Linked DNA regions of Homo sapiens: region 2 is linked to region 1. The links are chromatin contacts, found by Hi-C or POLR2A ChIA-PET in ENCODE. All regions are on one chromosome and are shown on one strand. The core of a region is the stretch at or near the end of the contact, and the rest is flanking DNA. Distances in the headings are between cores, read along the strand shown. Region 1 holds the start of POT1 (protection of telomeres 1). Region 2 overlaps POT1-AS1 (POT1 antisense RNA 1).

The links. A loop is a pair of places that touch in the nucleus more often than their neighbours do. ChIA-PET counts read pairs that join two places held with the same protein, here RNA polymerase II (POLR2A). Pooled maps may share reads with other maps.
Region 2: a map of PC-9 shows a loop between it and region 1 (9-fold over the local background). The contact joins the enhancer-like site here to the promoter of POT1 in region 1. A Hi-C loop is called at or near these places in 7 of 168 maps with a recorded cell type or tissue (Caco-2, Calu3, IMR-90 and 4 more) and 5 of 50 pooled maps. POLR2A ChIA-PET finds 5 or more read pairs at or near these places in 4 of 52 experiments (A549, AG04450, PC-9 and 1 more).

Annotation. Positions count from the first base shown.
Region 1 is chr7:124,927,885-124,934,503 of GRCh38, reverse strand. It overlaps POT1 (protection of telomeres 1), which reads left to right and starts at 4,679. Exons shown (of 19, transcript NM_015450.3): 1 at 4,679-4,710; 2 at 5,505-5,689. It overlaps POT1-AS1 (POT1 antisense RNA 1), which reads right to left and starts at 4,631. Exons shown (of 8, transcript NR_125719.1): 1 at 4,488-4,631. RefSeq lists enhancers at 4,395-4,689, 4,444-4,743.
Region 2 is chr7:124,988,579-124,995,941 of GRCh38, reverse strand. The region is part of intron 2 of POT1-AS1 (POT1 antisense RNA 1); the gene reads right to left. Among named protein-coding and RNA genes, the nearest start is that of POT1-AS1, 62 kb to the right of the region's middle. Within about 2 kb of position 3,006, at least 3 of the 41 ENCODE cell types and tissues checked have a DNase peak (open chromatin) inside an H3K27ac peak, as active enhancers do; they include PC-9 and ascending aorta, where a contact is called at or near this core.

The DNA of each region.
Region 1 (6,619 bases), core at 3,430-5,929:
CCTTTCTATCTAGGTCAGCTTCTTCCATTATATACTTTCCTAGCACCATGACTATTCTCTGTATCTCACATCATAATCGAAATTTTGCATTGGTTTATCTGAATTTTAAAAAGATATTCTGTCTCCACTGCAAGATCCAAATCAGCCAGGGCCATGCCTGGTTGTGTTTAACTTATTGTTAGATGGCCCTGCTCAATTTCAGATACTTGGTAAATGTTCCCTGAATATTCATTAAGTTTACATATTGCCTTTTTTTAAACATATTAAAAACATGTTATCAGAAATGGTGGCTCACGTCTGTAATCCCAGCATTTTGGGAGGCCAAGGTGGGAGGGTCACTTGAACCCGAAGTTTGTGACCAGCCTGGGAAGCACAGTGAGACTTCACGTCTGCTAAAAATAATTAGCGGAGCACAGTGTTGCCTGCCTATAGTCCCAGCTACTCAAGAGGCTGAAGTGGGAGGATCGCTTGAGTCTGGGAGACCGAGGATACAGTGAGAGCTAGGATCTTCCTACTGTATGCCAGCCAGGGCAACAGAGTAAGACCCTGTCTCAAAAAAAAAAAAAAAGAAAGAAAGAAAGAAAGAAAGAGAAAATGTTATACATGAGTTATATGAGGAAACATTTATTTATATTTTTTGGGAAGTCATACATTTCTTATAGTCTTTCAACAAGAGAAAGTTCGTATTTGTAATTCATTCATATGGATCAATACAGTATAATATATTGACCTACTTATAGTTTATAATTAAAATTTGAATATAGGTTATTTTTTTCCTTGGACAATTCTTTTTTTTTTTTTTTTTGAGACAGAATCTTGCTCTGTCGGCCAGGCTGGAGTGCAGTGGCACGATCTCGACTCACAGTAACCTCTGCCTCCTGGGCTCAACCAATTTTCCTGCCTCAGCCTCCAGAGTAGCTGGGATTACAGGGGTGTGCCACCAGGCCCAGCTAATTTTTTTCGTATTTTTAGTAGAGATGGGGATTCACCATGTTGGCCAGGCTGGTCTTGAACTCCTGACCTCAGGTAATCCACCCGCCTCGGTCTCCCAAAGTGCTGGGATTATAGGCGAGAGCCACCATACCTGGCCCAACAATTCTTAAAATGAGTAGCAACTGAAGGAAAGACAATTTTTTAACTGATGAGGATTTTTTTTTTTTTTTTTTGAGACGGAGTCTCGCACTGTTTCCCGGGCTGGAGTGCAATGGTGTGATCTCAGCTCACTGCAACCTCCACCTCCTGGGTTCAAGTGATTGTCCTGTCTCAGCCTCCCGAGTAGCTGGGATTACAGGTGCCCGCCACCACACCTGGCTAATTTTTTGTATTTTCTGTAGAGACAGGTTTTCACTATGTTGGCCAGGTTGGTCTCGAACTCCTGATCTTGTGATCTGCCTGGTTCGGCGTCCCAAAGTGCTGGGATTACAGGTGTGAGCCACTGTGCCTGGCCTAGGATATTTTAAATAATAAATTAAAAAGATTTATTATTAAAGTACAAAAGCTTTTGAGAGACCTCTTCAATGGATAATAATGTTTTCTCAATTTGTGGTACCTAATATTATGTTTTAAAAATATCTTTATTTTGCTTCCTAGTATGCACTGAGTGATTACATGCTTTACCATTTAAATTTGTAACTTAAACATACATTTGAGAAAAAATTATGTTTGATTTATCTCCTGGCTCAGCTACATAACAATATAAAAATTTGATGCTTTATTGAAATAGGATTTTACAAATCCATTTAGATGTTCATTAGGATTGGGCAGAAAGAATATTAGACACAAGGAAATGAACTCCAACTAATGTAGCCTAGCTATTATTCCTAGAAAATCTCAGGAGTAAGAAGATGATATTGTCAGGCTCTAGAGATGCAACCTGATGATAACAGCTTGCAGGACAGATGGACTGCAAACAGGAATGGGTTAATCACCCCACAATTAATGCAAAGGAAATGAATTTGAAGTGCTGGACATGTTAGGCAATTCAATTTTACATGTAGACATTAACAAGTAAATAGTAAAGGATAATATGAAAATGCTATGAGAGGGAAGATGTGTCAGAAATTTGCAGACTAATTTCTTTCACGTTTGATTTATTTATGATAACTATACTGAATCCTTATATTTATACATCACTTAAAAATTACCCATTTTGCTTTTAGTCTTCATTATTTATTAATGAAAATTTAATTTTAACTTTTCTTAAAATGAACATTTTTACATTGCAGATTTTATATAAAAACTTTTTTCATTGAACCTTTAAAAGTCATAACTTCTAATAACAATTACATTAATTGTTAGCCTTAGAGTAGCTTTTTTATGCTGCTTCAACAGGCATAGAACAATAGTAATGGATTGTTTTGGCATTAATATGTCTTCATTGCCTTATTCAGTTGATTCAATCTCTTTTTTTCCTCTCTTATTATCTTAAATTGTACTGTATATTCATGAGCAATTTTCTTCATTTGTGGAAATTAATTGCTAATGTGAGGGAAAGCATTACAGGCTCTGGAGCCTCTGCCACTAATTGGGAGATTATGCAGAAGAAATAAGATTGGAAGTTACTTGAACGTGTAGGAAGTGTTGTGTCCCACAGGAACTGAGAACAACCACTTTAACAAAATAAAAGGACTTACGTATACCTCTATTAGACATCTTCATCACATTCTACAGAACATGGATACTTACAGGCTAAACAGATTATGAGAAATTTTAAAAGATTCAGTTGGTAGAAGGTAAGAGGAAAACTAGGACCATGTTGTAGCACAAAGAATGTTTTCAAAAATATGAGACTAAAAATGTCCTTTTGGGTTAGCAATAAAGAGTTCTTCAGTGGTTTTTCTAAGGGCAGTTTAAGTGTAATGGGGTGGTGGGGGGCAGGGGTGGGATGGAGGGGTGGAAGTCAGAAGTAAGATAAACAGTTTTCCTCAGCATTTGTTCATTCAACAAATATTTAGTACCCACAGAGGAGTGTGAGACTGACTGGGCAACATAGTGAGAACTCGTCTCCACAAAATTTTTTTAAAAAATTAGCCGGGTGTGGTGGCCTGTGCCTGTAGTCCCAGCTACTTAGAAGGCTGAGGCCAGAGGATAGCTTGAGCCCAGGAGTTCCAGGCTGCAGCGAGCTATGATCTCGCCACTGCACTTCAGCCTGGGCGACAGAGCAAGAGCCTGGGAGAATGTGTTTAAATGGTGACGGGAAAGAATGAATAAAAGAAGGAAAGCTTAAAATACATTAAGAGAAAATATATTGATGATGATGGAAGGGAGATGAAATTGGTCAGGGTCCAAAGCCCATGTGGAGGGCTTCACATAAAAAGGAGGAATAGTATTTCTCAGCCGGATGCAGCCAGAGATGGAAGGAGGATAGCATCTAAACCTTCCCTATAGTTTTCCTCAAATGGACAGCTCCTGAGTTCATGCACTTGTCACCCCGGCTTCTGCGTGGGATATAACTACAGGGATGGGGAGGGGAAACAGGAGATGGGCTAATACTGAATGCTTCCTGTTGATTAAAAAGGCACTTCAAACATAGCTGGCTGGGCACAGTGGCTCATGTCTGTAATCCCAGCACTTTGGGAGGCCAAGGTGGGCGGATCACAAGGTCAGGAGTTCGAGACCAGCCTGGCCAAAATGGGAAACCCCGTCTCTACTAAACAAATACAAAAATTAGCCAGGCATGGTGGCCTGCGCCTGTAATCCCAGCTACTAGGGAGGCTGAGGCAGAAGAATTGCTTGAACCCGGGAGGTGGGGGTTGCAGTTAGCCGAGATTGCGCCATTGCACTCCAGCCTGGTGACAGAGCGAGATTCCGTCTCAAAAAAAAAAAAAAAGTTAGCTATATCCTCCTGCAAATATGTATATAAAGAAGATATTTTAGTTCAAATTAGCCTTGGAAATATTCATGTAATTCTTTATTACATTTAGTTTCACACTAGGATGATTTCACTTAAATGATTGAAGGCATATATCTGGAATTAGCAGAGAATTCATGTTTAACAATTTATCATTATAAATGATAAATTATAATATTTATCAATTATAAGTTATAATAAATATTAAATAAACTATAATAAACCTATAAAATAAATTATAATAAATATTAATTATACCACAAAATCATGGCCCTATAAAACAATGACAAGGTTAATCAAATCTGTCTGTAAATAGCAAGACTCAATGGTGGCATTATGCCAATGCCCGAAATTACTATAAAAACTCCCAAATAACATTGTTATCCTTGTAAATGCTTCCTTGTAAAGACTGCAGTAGGTGCCTATTTCTTGGAGGAAGAGAACTGGACATTAAAAGAAAGGCTCTGCCTACAGGAGCTTCGAATCTACCAAAGGGAAGCTCAAATCCCGCCCAGCGGACCCGCCCGCTTCCCCTAAGCTTGCCTCCCGCCACGAAAGCTGGAAAGTCACTGGGGGCGGAGCTAAGGGGAGCTGCGAGAATTCCGGGGGATGTGACCGGACTGGGCGGGGCCTGTACCTTGGCCCTGCGCTCCCGTTGACGTCGCATCCTGTCAGTATTTCGCCAAACCTCCAGGCGCCATCAGTGTGTGAACCGTTACGCAGCTGGTCCACCGCGGGCGGAGAACAAGCGACTATGCCCAGGGATCCTGCACGCATGCGTGGAGCTGAACCGTCAGCGTGCGTGTGACGTCACCTGCGCGCCCGCCTAAACTCTTCCTAGGGTTCTTTCTAGAGTACGGGTGAGTGAAATTTGTAAGGTTTGGTGTGTTCATTTGAGTGGGTGCCAGACGTAACGGGCCCGGGATTGAATTAGTTTAGATCAAAATTTGATGTAATTATCGCAGAGAAACGCTTTCTTACGAGTGTTTATCTCGAGCCTGCTGTGTTCAGCATCTTTCTTGGTGTTTTGGGAGAAGCAGACAGGAGTTAAGTCCAAGTCCCCGCCCTCACAGAGCTCAGGTGGCTTGGGGGAAGGTTGGTGCGCAAACATTAAAATTAGATATCGACACTAGTGAGTGTCCCCGTCAAGAGGTCTGTGAAATAAGGTTGAGCCTACGATGCAGAAGTTAATCTCAGTTCAGTAATTTTTGTTTCTTCATTTATTTAGCGGGTGAAGGGAGGGGGCCACAGAAACATGTTGGAGTACGATGCTTTTGGTGCACAGTTTGTCTATACAATATTACAGCTCCCGTGGGGGTTAAAAAAAAACACGATTTTTCAGCCTCCCTCTTCCCCAATAAATTTTACATTTTAAAGCACAATGTTAAAAGCGTTTGTTAGTGACGTTACAGATCTTAAAACTGGCTTTTTGGAGGTACTTTACGCAGCTAAGTAGAAAATGGTTAAGTTTCAGTTCCTTGGAAGAATGTTTTGTATTGATCTTTGCAATAAAATTGTAAAATAATCCATCCTCCTGTCACCCCCCAACCCCGAACCGTGTTAACTATAATAAGGAAAAGCATAACTAAGTCAAAGAGACTTAAAGCAAATTATTGACTTCATTTTGGGTAAAACACTGGTTTTGTATTTTCAGCAGCAAGTTGTCAGATTCCCTAGTTGAATTTGCTTTGGACATCAGTGTGAAGCAGAACTGATATGCCACTTGAATTAATAAAGGAAGTCAATGGGGTGCCTGAAGTTCAGCCGCTGAGTAAATTACATAAAGTAGATTTCGGATCCCTACAGCCAGGTTACAATTATAGCAAGAAATATATTCAGGTAAGAATTTCTATAACTCAGAATGCTTTTTCCTACTAAAAGGAATGCAGTTTTTAAGTGTTGAGTTTATTTATGAGAACTGGTTTAGGTATGGTTTTTATCTTTGTCATAACATTTGAGATTGAATATTTCAATAAGTTATTCTTATTCAGTACTTATTTAGCGAACAATTATCAAATTCGTGTGTGAAACATTGGAGTAAGTTTCTGAGGTACAAAGATGAATAAATATAGTCCCGGAACTAAAGATAATCACATTTCTGTGGGGTCTGACAGATCAATCACCTGATCTCCAATTAAAATTAATAGGTGTGATATTAGCATTGTGATGTGTGAACATGAGAGAGCTTTTGGTTCTGACAGATCACGAAAGTTGAGCTGGAACTTACGGGATAACAGACTGTGCTGTACCTTCCTTTGAGGTAAAAAGCAGTCCTTATGTGCATGTTGAGGAATTTGGATATTACTCTAAAAGCTATGGGAAGTCTTTAGTAGGTTTTAGCAGGAGAAAGACATGATTTACTTTGAGTTCAAAAAACTTTGCTCCTAGGTAGAGAATATATTGGCGAATGCAAGATTAGAGGAAAGATGTTTAGTTAAGAGGCAATTACAGTAATTTAGGTGAGAGTTGATGATGATCTGGGCCAGTGGCAGAGGGGATGATGGGAAGGATATTGAAAAAAGATAGTAATAATAATAACTAAAGTTAACATTCATTGCATTTTTTTCCATGCGTTAGGTAGTTTTTACGTATATTATTTAATCATCACAAAGACCTATGACATAGGTACTGTTATTAAAGACACTGTGTTTCAGAAAGGTTAAGCAATTTGCCTGAGATCATATTGATGATATGAAGTAGAGCAGGAATTTGAATATAGATGATTTCCTTTAGACCTGACAGGATAAAGAAGCAGAATCAGTAGGTCTT
Region 2 (7,363 bases), core at 1,757-4,256, 63 kb before region 1:
AATTGCTGGGTCAAATGGTATTTCTAGTTCTAGATCCTTGAGGAATTGCCACACTGTCTTCCACAATGGTTGAACTGATTTACACTCCCATCAAGAGTGTAAAAGTGTTCTTTTTCTCTGCATCCTCTCCAGCAACTGTTGTTTCCTGACTTATTAATAATAGCCATCTAACTGGTGAGAGATGGTATCTCATTGAGCTTTTGATCTGCATTCCTCTAATGACCAGTGATAATGAGCTTTTATTCATATGTTTGTTGGCTGCATAAATGTCTTCTTTTGAGAAGTGTCTGTTCATATCCTTCACCCACTTTTTGATGGTTTTTTTTTCTTGTAAATGTGTTTAAGTTCTTTGTAGACTCTGATATTAGCCCTTTGTCAGATGAATAGATTGCAAACATTTTCCCCCATTCTGTAGGTTGCCTGTTCATTCTGATGATAGTTTCTTTTGCTGTGCAGAAGCTCTTTAGTTTAATGAGGTCCCATTTGTCAATTTTTGGCTTTTGTTGCCATTGCTTTTGGTGTTTTAGACATGAAGTCTTTGCCCATGCCTATGTCTTGAATGGTATTGCCCAAGTTTTCTTCTAGGATTTTTATGGTTTTAGGTCTTACATTTAAGTCTTTAATCCATCTTGAGTTGATTTTTGTGTAAGGTGTAAGGAAGGGGTCCAGTTTCAGTTTTCTGCATAGGGCTAGCCAGTTTTTCCAACACCATTTATTAAATAGGGAATCTTTTCCCCATTGCTTGTTTGTGTCAGGTTTGTCAAAGATCAGATGGTTGTAGATGTGTGGTGTTATTTCTGAGGGCTCTGTTCTGTTCCATTGGTCTATATATCTGTTTTCGTACCAGAACTATGCTGCTTTGGTTACTGTCGCCTTGTAGTATAGTTTGATGTCAGGTAGTGTGATGCCTGCAGCTTTCTTCTTTTTGCTTAGGACTGTCTTGGCTATGCAGGCTCTTTTTTGGTTCCATATGAAGTTTAAAGTAGTTTTTTCCAAGTCTGTGAAGAAAGTCAGTGGTAGCTTGATGGGGATAGCATTGAATCTATAAATTACTTTGGGCAGTATAAACGGTATTCAAATAGGAAGAGAGGAAGTCAAATTGTCTCTGTTTGCAGATGACATGATTGTATATTTAGAAAACCCTATTGTCTCAGCCCAAAATCTCCTTAAGCTGATAAGCACCCTCAGCAAAGTCTCAGGATACAAAATCAAAGTGCAAAAATAACAAGCATTCCTATACACCAATAACAGACAAACAAAGAGCCAAATCATGAATGAGCTCCCATTCACAATTGCTACTAAGAGAATAAAATACCTAGGAATACAACTTACAAGCAATGTAAAGGGCCTCTTCAAGGAGAACTACAAATCACTGCTCAAGGAAATAAGAGAAGACACAAACAAATGGAAAAACATTCTGTGCTCATGGATAGGAAGAATCAATACTGTGAAAATAGCCTCCCTATTTTTAAGAAATTGAATCCTTTTTTAAAATAAATTATCTAGTTTCTGATATTTTTATAAGCAACAGAAAATGGACTAAGATATTGGCAGCCCTTGATGTTCCTTTGCCTGTAGGTGTGTCACTGCAGTCTCTCCCTCTGTCATTACATGGTGTTATCCCTGTGCATCTCTGTCTCTATGTCTATTCTTTCTTATAAGAACACCAATTATATTAAATTAAGAGCCTGCCTTACTCTAGTGGAACCCAAGCTCAACTTAATTACATCTGCAATAACCCTATTTACAAAAATGTAACATTATGGTACTGAAAATTAAGATTTGACATATCTTTTTGAGGGACACAATTCAACCTATAACAAATTGTTATAGCCTATGCTGGCAAATCTAATTTGCTAGCAAAAATTTACAACAATTAAAAATTATTGCAATTTCTGACCAGATAAATGTACCCCTGCTTCTGCAGGATATAGTTATGATGGCTTTCTCTGCCTTTGTTTTTCATCAAAGAAAACTTCTCAAAGCCTGAATCTCATGCATACTAATGAGATTCAGTTGTTTTGTTTGTTTGCCATAACTGCAAATCGTTTCACATTTGTAAAATTAACAGGCTTATATTTTAACACACACTTATATTCCTATTTATTATAAGATACTGTTTTAGGAAAAATAACAAACTTACATAGTTTGGACAATTGTCCCCTCCATCTCACATCTAAATTGATCCCCGATGTTGAAGGTGGGACCTAGTGTAAGGTGTTTGGGTCATGGGGCAAATCCCTCATGAATGGTTTAGTCCCATCTCAGTGGTAATGAGTGAGTTCTCCTCAGTTCTAATAGTTCCCAGAGATCTAATTGTTTAAAAGTCTGCCACCTCCCTCCCTATTCTTTTTCCTTCTCTCTTACTTTCCACCATGTGATCTCTACATGCCAGCTCCCCTTCAACTTCTATCCTGAGTCGAAGCTTCCAGAAGCCCTCACTAGAAGCAGATGCTGATGCCATCCTTCCTGTACAGCCTGCAGAACTGTAAGCCAAATAAACCTTTTTTCTTCATAAATTACCCAGCCTCAAGTATTCCTTTCTAGCTACACAAACAGGCTAGACCACTAAATTTCAAAGTACTTACTGTAATAAATTGCCAAAAAAACAAAAAGTGCAAATGAAGCATCATAGATTTGAATAGAGGCAAGAATGACAGCAGCTGAAAGAATGAGGAAAGGCTTCCGAGAAAATACAGTTTTAAGTTTAGATCTTAAAGGATAAGAGCAGTAAATGCTTACCAGAAAACTGGATTTGGTGGAAGGTTGTATATCTTCGTCCCCAAAATTTTGAAATTCTGTGATTTCATTTTCTCACAAATATGAAAATAGCTTATAATGGACAAAATTTCAAGCAGAAGAAAATTAAATTATAAACAATTAAAGGACAAGGAGAGTATGTCTCAATGTGGTTGGAGTATGACTAAGGAAACTAACTGAAGATAACACTGGAATGTTGGCCCAGTGTATGACTCAGGCTAGTTCCCAGCAGTCGCAGCCCAAACTCCTGATCTCAGGATCAACCTTGATCAGAAACAGAGAACATATAAACCTTCTTAGCCAACAATCTTGGGTTAAGTTTCAAGTCACCTTTGCAGCAAGTTTCTGGCTGGTCCCTAAGCCCTAGTCATGTCATTTGTGTCAATCTATAAAAATCTAAAAGGGCACTGTGGGGACTGGGTATTCCTATGCATTACTACTGGAAATTTGAATAGTAATGGCACCTTTGAAGAGCAATCTGATGACGCTTATTAGAAATTAAAACATATAAATTATTTAGGCAGAATTAATCTCTTAAGAATCTATCCTAAAAGTGTTAAGGAGAGAGTAGATAAAGATCTCAGTGCAAGGATATTTATCGTAGCATTGTTAACAGTGAAAAAAGAAAAGAGAGAATGACAACAAAGTGAATACCACCATCAATACAGGAACAATCTAAATAAACAATGTTTATAAATAACTTAATTCAGCATGTACCGTGTTGCTATTTCATCCATTTGAGCTAATCTGATCTCATGTTCTCTCTCTAAAGGATTATTCTATCATGATAATTAATAGTGTTCTCTCAGTTTTCCTTTAGAAAAGATATAGAGTACATATATTCCATCATTACTTTTGAGTATTTTGACCAAAGTTCATGGAAACCATTCACTTCCTTCTTTACAAATTTATTTGTTGTAGAAAAATACATTTATTATAGATAATCTAGAAAACGACATGAGCAAAATCTTACCCAGTAATAAATATTATACATCCTTCAATGTATATTCTCCCAGTATTTTTTCCTGTGAAAAACATTTTTAACCAAAATGATATCAGATTGAACAAAATGTGCTGTTGGACGGTGAATTAGTTTCCTATTTTCTCTGTAACAAATCTATTTAGTGGTTTAAGACAAGACAAATTTATAATTTTACAGTTCTGAAGTCAGAAGTCCCAAATAAGTTTCACTCGACTGAAATTAAGTTGTCAGCAGGGCCATGTTCCCTCTGGATCCCTCTAGGGATGACTCTGCTTCCTTGTCTTTTCCATCTTCTAGAGATGGCCTGGATTCCTTAGCTCCTGGCCTCTTCCTCCATCTGCAAAATAAGTAGATTTAACCTGCTCTTGCCACAAAAAAATTAATTAATTAATTGAAGGATAACTATGTGAGATGATGTATATGTTAACTTGCCTCACTATAGTAATGATTTTACTACCTATATGTATCCCATAACATCATGTTGTATACATGTTGTTGTATTTGTTGTATAACAAATAAATACACACAATAAAATTTATTTTAAAAACCAAAACAAGAACCTGGTAGATTAACATCTTTAAATCTCTCTCTGACTCTGACCCCTTCTTCTTTTGCTATATCTACTTTTCTGACTCTGAAACTTCTCTCTCCCTCTAAGAAGAACCCTTATAACTACATTGGGGCCACCAGATAATTCATGATAATATTCACATATCAAGATTCTTAATTTAGTCACATCTGAAAAATCCTTTTTGCCATGTCAGGTAACATATTTACAGGTTTCTGAAATTCAGATGTGGACAACTTTGAGGGGCCATTATTCTGTGTACCACAAATAGGTTCTCTAGAAGTAGATGCTCAGATGGAGTTTGGGATACAAGATGTTTTTCGGGGCTTAATCTGTGGAAGGGAAAGAAAATACACGTTTGGGTAGAGAAAGAAGTCAAACTTTGTCAGGCCTAACAAAGTCTCAGCCAGCCCAACAAGGAGCTCTACAGTGATTGCTACCCTTCAGAGTATCCTAGGTCAGTCCCAAATAGCTAAACATTTATACCCTGACCTGTGTCAATCATTGAGTGATCCAGGGAGTAAAGTCAGGCAAAGCAGCTCTCTCTGCAGCCGAGGCAGACCATGAAGAAAATGACAGCTGGAAGCTGTCTGCTCACCATACTTGCTATAGCTGGGCAGCAAGTCTAATCCTTGAAGAGGGAATGTGTGTGGCACATCATCAGGTCACCTACATAATATATTTATAATGTATCTATAGATTACTCTTTTATAACTTGATTCCTTCATTAAATATACTTTAAACATTTTCTAAATAATTGTGTATTTCTTAATGTCTAACTAATACCAAGGTACCTGTAACAGATACCTTGCAATTGAACATTTGGGGCATTGCCATTTTTTTACTCTATTATAAACAATGTAGCCAGGAACTATAAGTTATATCACTAAACTATATTCACCTAATATTCGTCTTAGATTTGCACTTTCTTATCTATCCAGAGTGATAATCACCTTTTTTCCATTCCCCCATAACAATCAGATCATATTGGAATAAGAAATGGTAAATCTTTTAAATCTAAACTTCTATAATTTATCTTCCAGAAGTTGTACTTTAGGACAGGATATTGTTTTCTGGCATGAAGATCTAAAGTTTTCTTTATTAGTATATTTTATCCTTTTTAATATCAATAGTAAGAAATCTTGTCAAAGTTTGTAAAAGCTACACATCAATTTTAAAAGTAAAAATCTAGAGTAGATATGAAGTTCTTCATTCATGAACAACCAGCCTCCTCATCTCAGGTACACTGGTCCTCTTCCTCTGTCTATCCCATTGTCACATGCTTTCACTTTATTCCCATTGAGATACAAAGGTCTGCTCTCCCAGTTATAGAGCTTTAAGCCAGGACCAGAGGTAATACCTTTAAACAATAACTACTAGCGAGACTTCTACATTCTCTTTACATGAAGCCAATCCTGGGTGCACATTTATGTAAATCAAGAAAAGCCAAGAATTGTCCAAACACAGAGAAAGAACATTGAGAGATAAACAAATCCCATTCCTCTCTGGACCAAAATAGTAGTCATCTTAGTAGTCATTCTTACCTATTTTCCTGGCAAATGTCCACATACACTAAGAGAACTGGGGCATGTTTGGGAACAAATTCATACCAAATAGTGGAAAACTTTGATAGTATTTTAAAATATGAATCTCTTTTTCCACAGATACATTAATAATTTTCCAGAACATGGAAGTAAAATTGCATTGAGAGCAATAACTTTATATATTCTTAAATACATCCCACACATAATTGCTTAGTACAGAATGTTTCTCTTATGCCTGTTCCTTCCACTGTTAAAAGAACAGCAACTTTCAAAATTTAATTGGCTACTAAACTATCATGTCACAGATTAGTCACATGTAAATTTAAAATATCATATAAAGAAATATTCGGGGCAAATAGTTATAGTATTAAATGCCCAGTGAAAATGCATTAAAAATAATTTTGAGTTTGATGGAAAAAAATCTTATATACCTAAAGTATCCTACTTCATTCAGAAAGTCAAAATGAAATATTCCTGCGGACACACAAAAGTTATATGATAAAAATGATTTTTATAGAATCTATAAATGATTATTTATAGAAATAGTTTATTACTAATGTGAGTTCACTTTTTGCCAGAATTTATCAGAAAATTGGTATTTGCATATCTGAGCATGTACTTCTTTTTTCGCTTCCAAGATAAGGAGTATTACACCTGAATATAGAGCAATCACTATGATAAATTATTGATGAAAAAAATGTCAGTAAGCTATTGTTCACTTTTATATAAGGGTGTTGGGTGGAGATTAAATTAATTGAATTAAGTCTGATCTGACAGTTGGATGATAGCGCTGAGCTAATTAGTGTAACACTAAATGAGAGGAAAGGATAATTGGGCACCAAACCAAGATATCTCATGTTAAATAGATTATGTACCTGGTTTTTAAAGTATGTAAAGAAAATAACAAGCTCCATATGATTTCTCACCTACCCCATAAATTGAGACACTAGCAGTGAAGAGAGTTAAAAGAACCACAAACAGCAGTGAGACTGTGGATCTCTTAGCACTGCTATTCAGATGTGATGGTTAATATTGAGTGTTGACTTGATTAGATTGAAGGATGCAAAATATTGTTCCTGGGTGTGTCCCCTCCCCTACCCTCTCCTTTCCTTCCCTTTCCATCATGTCATGGTCCCTCCAAATATATTTTTAATTTTTTTTTTTAGCTCTTCCTGTTCTACATGGTGTTACTTCTGAAGTTGTAGAAGACTTGGCCTTCTGTGATACTTACCTCTTACCCTCTGACTCCCTTTACCTCTGGCCATAATAGGAAAATAATAAGAGTCAGAGTAAAAAAAACCAAAGAAGTTGCAGGCAGAAAAATGCTTTTAAACAAATAAGACTCACAGGGAAATAAAGGATGTAAAGTCAAAAGGGTGAAAAATGAAAGATTAGGGACAAATTAGAATGTAGTGGATGTAATGGTTAATATTTGCTCTCAAAGACAGTTCCCAAGAACAGTGCAAGGATGTTCATGACCATTTATGTCAAGTGCCAACTGTGCTTTAG